Regions from separate parts of the Homo sapiens genome. Here region 2 is linked to region 1. The links are chromatin loops, found by intact Hi-C in ENCODE. Cell type or tissue: heart left ventricle. All regions are shown on one strand.

The links. Peaks named below come from ENCODE experiments on the same cell type or tissue, not always from the same donor. Only the 100,000 strongest peaks of a DNase experiment are listed, where the experiment ranks them.
Region 2: it touches region 1 in a loop (3.0-fold over the local background); 68 of 110 quality-filtered maps call a loop at or near these places.

What each region holds. Positions count from the first base shown.
Region 1 is chr17:3,028,192-3,030,691 of GRCh38, reverse strand. All of the region lies in intron 22 of RAP1GAP2 (RAP1 GTPase activating protein 2), which reads right to left. Among named protein-coding and RNA genes, the nearest start is that of OR1D5, 34 kb to the left of the region's middle. In heart left ventricle, no CTCF peak of the experiment used is centred here; a DNase peak (open chromatin) is centred at 951; H3K27ac peaks cover 1,488 bases.
Region 2 is chr17:2,847,939-2,850,438 of GRCh38, reverse strand. All of the region lies in intron 2 of RAP1GAP2 (RAP1 GTPase activating protein 2), which reads right to left. Among named protein-coding and RNA genes, the nearest start is that of RAP1GAP2, 53 kb to the right of the region's middle. RefSeq lists enhancers at 332-922, 2,105-2,500. In heart left ventricle, CTCF peaks have their summits at 1,269 and 1,474 (motif pointing left); a DNase peak (open chromatin) is centred at 1,468.

The sequences.
Region 1 (2,500 bases):
ACAGTTCAATAAATTATATTCAACAGAGGTAATAAATACTTGAAATTCGTCACTTCCTACTTATTTTTCTCTGTTTTACGATTATCTGTGCTCTTACGTCTATTGTATCCATGTGGTAGAAACACCCTAAAGATGGTGGCTACAGTATATCTTCTTCCCAAGTCCACGTTCGAGGACATCACGTCAGTAGCTTGAGATCAGCCACGACAAGTGTATTTACACCACAGAAACTGGTACATGCTACAAATCATGACTTGATTGATTGTTTTGTTGTCTAGACTTAAGGAACTAATAGAAAAAAAGGAATTTACATGAAACTTCAAAACATGCTGTGTCTGCAGCGATTACATTGTGAATAGCACAAAAGAAAACTGAGGAAATATCCTTCCGGGGTTTGAAAACTTTTCTCGGATACAGCAAGGAAATGACTCATGTCACTGACGAATGAAGTTCTCTTAATACAAAATACTCATGGCCGGGCGCCATGAGAGTGAGTGTGTGTGTGTGTGTGTGTATAATATATATTATACATATGTATATACATATAACATATAATATATATGTATATATAATATATACATATATGTATATTATGTGTATCTATAACATATGTATATTATATGTATATACTATATATGTATATATAATATATACATATAAAATACTTATTAACAAACATGGTAATATCAGTCCACATTCATGTCAGAATTACACACATTCATCTCCTGCAGCCTTAAGTTGGCTACAGATAAAAAGGTGAAGCAAACACCACTAAAAGCATTCTGTGAGAATCAGTTGGACATATGGGACTTATGGTAAAGAATATTATCTAGTATTTGTACACTGGGTTTGACATCCATCGTATAATAAAATTCCGTTAAGTGTGTGTGAGTGGTGGCAGAGCCCGGTGTCAACATTTCCCGCTGTGCCCCGCTGGCAGGAGGGCCACTTGACTTTCTGGCTGTCCTCTGGCCGAGGGTATGGAAAGCTTAGTGCAGCCTTCCTGGAAGCTGCTGGCTGGTTCGTGGTGCTTCGAATCGAGGAGTTCCACCCAGGGCTACAACACCTCTGTGTAACCTATCAGTCCTCTTCTGTGCCCCAGGAAGCCCAGGTAGGAAATGACCATGATCAGATATCTGACATTATGGAGACTGTACGTCAGGACGTCAGGCCACCTCTCCCCACTCCACCCTGCCTCTCCCCAGACTCAGCCAAACAGCATGAAACCGGTTCCCAGATCCCCCCAAGCCCACCCTGATCCAGTGGGTACCAAGCACATCTTTCGTGGGCTGGGGGTGAAAAGCAGCCCATCGGGGTTAAATACTGTGTGGAGAAAAGGTGTGTAAGAGGCAGCCTCACCGTGTGGTGTGGGAAGCACCGGCCATAAGTCACCAGACCCGCTCCAGGTCCCTTCCGCCCTCGGTGACCTTCAGCAACCTGCAGAGACTCTCTAATTCCTTTACTCAAAACCTTCCTTACTTTGACGTTTATTTAACACCAAGTGGGGGCCAGGCTTGCTTACAGATTCTTTCATTCATTCCTTCAATATTTAAGTCTTATTTAGAAAACAAAACAAAACAAAACAAAAACACCAGGTCAGGCGCGGTGGCTCACGCCTGTAATCCCAGCACTTTGGGAGGCCGAGGTGGGTGGATCACGAGGTCAGGAGTTCGAGACCAGCCTGGCCAACATGGTGAAACTGTGTCTCTACTAAAAATAAAAAAATTAGCCGGGCATGTGGCACATGCCTGTAATCCCAGCTACTTGGAAGGCTGAGGCAGGTGAATCACTTGAACCTGGGAGGCGGAGGTTGCAGTGAGCCGAGATTGCGCCATTGCACTCCAGCCTGGGTGGCAGAGTGAGACTCCATCTCGAAAAAAAATCAGGGAATTTGTATTTCCACCCCCTTTTACAGATGAGGAAACTGAGGCTCAGAGACGTGGACCTGTCAATGCTACAACCAGGATTTGAACCCAGCTCCGCAGCTGCCCAACCACAGGGGGCTGAATGAGAGGAGGCACGTGAACTCTTCCACTCACTGAGAAACACGCATGCAAAGGGTCACTGGCTGTGGAATCACGATCTTCCCTTCATCTCTGACCCTGCAGGTTCCCTTTGCAACATCCCTTCGCTGTGTGAACCCCAGGAACATTTTGGCTTCAGCCACCCTGAAGGCCTGTTGGCCCTTCCTGTGTTTCTACCATTGAGACTAGAGTTTTTCAACCGAATGTCATTTGGGGTCAGAGAATTATTTGTCTGATGTGGCTAGGGGGCTGTCCTGTACATTGCTTATCAGCTTCCGTGACCTCTGCCCACTAGATGCCAGTAGCACCCCTCCAAAATTGTGAAAATTAAAAATGTCGCCAGACATTGCCAGACATCCATGGGGTAGCAAGACTGCCCCCGGCTCAGAACCGCTGACTACACTATTGTCTCATTCCCATTCTTTAACCAACACCGAGGTTAACAGTTCCAGGCCTCGTACAAGCATGAGCTCCTT
Region 2 (2,500 bases), 180 kb after region 1:
TATTGCAACCCTAAATGAAAATCCATTATCACTTGCCCTTCCTACCATGAAAACAAACATAAATTTATTAAGTTCTGCCTCAATACTGTTGCCTGACAAAGGCTCTAAGCTTGAAGTACCTTCCTTAAAAAAGCAGGCGGGCCAGGCGCAGTGGCTCACGCCTGTAATCCCAGCACTTTGGGAGGCCGAGGCGGGCGGATCATGAGGTCAGGAGATCGAGACCATCCTGGCTAACATGGTGAAACCCCGTCTCTACTAAAAATACAAAAAATTAGCCGGGCGTGGTGGCGGGTGCCTGTAATCCCAGCTACTCGGGAGGCTGAGGCAGGGGAATGGCATGAACCCGGGAGGCAGAGGTTGCAGTGAACCGAGATCACACCACTGCACTCCAGCCTGGGCAACAGAGCGAGACTCCATCTCAAAAAAAAAAAAAAAAAAAGCAGGCAGTGTTAGGTGTTAGTGACACACCTGCGCCAAACCAAGGCACTGTTCTTGAAGAAATCACAGTTCGAAAGAGAACGGACAGGGAAGAATTTTCACATTACTCTGCTCCAAGGCCACATTCATGAGGCACTTTGGGGTGGGCTGAGAAAGCTGGATACATGCAGACCGCAGGAAATGAGGACGGCAGAAGTCTCTGACGGCAGAGAAGGGGTCTTCCTGCAGGTCTCACCTCACCCAACTTATGCCCCACGGCGTCCCAGCTCTCAGGACCTCCATGGCCTGTTCCAGCCTCCAAAGCTCACAGTCCCAGAGAACAAAGTGCCCGGCAGCTGCCAGCCCAGGTCTCTCTTCCAGTCCAGGGGAACTCCAAAGGCTGAGGGGGCCTGGGTGGGAATCAGGCCTGGGGCGGGAGACAGCGAAGTTAATCATGAACAGAGCGCAGACAGCTGCACAGCCCGTTCCTGAGGGGCCAGTGGGTTGAGGCAGACAGACACGCATGCCTGGCCCTGAAGAAAAGGGCCTTCTGTGCCTGGGAACCGGCTCCAGGAGACATATCCATGAGAAAGCGGGAATCAGCCCCAATCCCCGTGCCCCTCGTCAGAGAGCCAGCCTGCAGCAGACGCCACCTCGTCGCCCCACCCAGCCACCAACTCCCAGCGCCCCACTGCTGGGCAGAATGACTGCCACCGTTCTGGGCTGGGATTGGGGGTGGGTGGGGGCGAGGGGGGCCATGGAGCAAGGAGGGTGGGGCCTTTGATGAAAACCAGATGTCTTCAAACGCCTTGCCCCTCCCCTCCACGGGCAGGGTCCCAGCTATTCCATGGACCACACAACCTTTGGGACAACGCAAGGGTTATAAACAGAGCCTTGGACAGGACGGTCCAGCACCCCCGCTCTCTTCTGCCTTTGAGGGTACACACATACACACACCTGCTCTGGGATATCACTCTGAAGCCCGCTCGCACACAGCTGAACGCTCACACCTGTGCTAAGACACCTCCACTCTTGGCAGGTACATCAGCGCCCCCTGCTGGGCCACAGCACAGTTGCGTCTCTGGGATGCCCCCTTAGGAGGAAGACAGAGGAGGGGGAAGAGGGAGGCAGGAAGGCGTCGGGGGAAGGGAAAGATTGAAGTCATCTGAGGTCGGGAAGCAGTTTCTATTTTTGAAAAGTGAGAGCTGGGCCGGGTGCGGTGGCTCACGCCTGTAATCCCAACACTTTGGAAGGCCGTGGCAGGCGAATCACTTGAGGCCAGGAGTTCGAGACCAGCCTGGCCAACATGGTGAAACCCCGTCTCTACTAAAAATACGAAAATCATCCAGGCGTGGTGGCGGGCGCTTGGAATACCAGTTACTCGGGAGGCTGAGGAAGGAGAATTGCTGGAGCCCAGAGGCGGAGGTTGTAGTGAGCTGAGATCGTGCCACTGCACTCCAGCCTGGGGAACAGAGCAAGACTCTATCTCATAAATAAATAACTAATTAAAAAAAAAAAAAGAAGGAAAAGAGAGAGATGCAGGAAAACTCTCTGCCAACATACTGACTCTCCTCCCAGCTTCTAAAATCCCCTCACAGAACCCATGACCAGCCCCCAAGAGGTCCATCCCACCACAATAGGGTCGTTCCGTGATAAACGCAGGCCAGGACTCGGAGGCCTCAAAGACAAGCCTGGGAAACCTCAGCTCAGCCCAACTTTCCTGGGGCCACAGACGTCATATTAAGCAGAGGATCTAAACTGGCTCAGGTTTTGGAAACGGATCTCTGTGACTTGTGTGGCATTTCCAAGCTCCAAGGAAAGGAAACCACGCTGAGGAAACCCACAGATCCCACTCAGTGGCGGGCACCCTGCGCTCTGGTACCCAGAGCCATGAAGGTGGGGCCTGCAGTACGTGATGTCAATCAGAACCCTGCCGACTTCCTGTTCAGGGATTATGGAGAGTGGGTAGAGGGAGGAATAAAGAAGTTCTTCATATATCACTTGGGTTACTGAAGTTATTTAAAATACTTCCTTTTTTGAAGTTCATTTATGGATTTTTGAATTTTTGCTAAGCTGCATGACT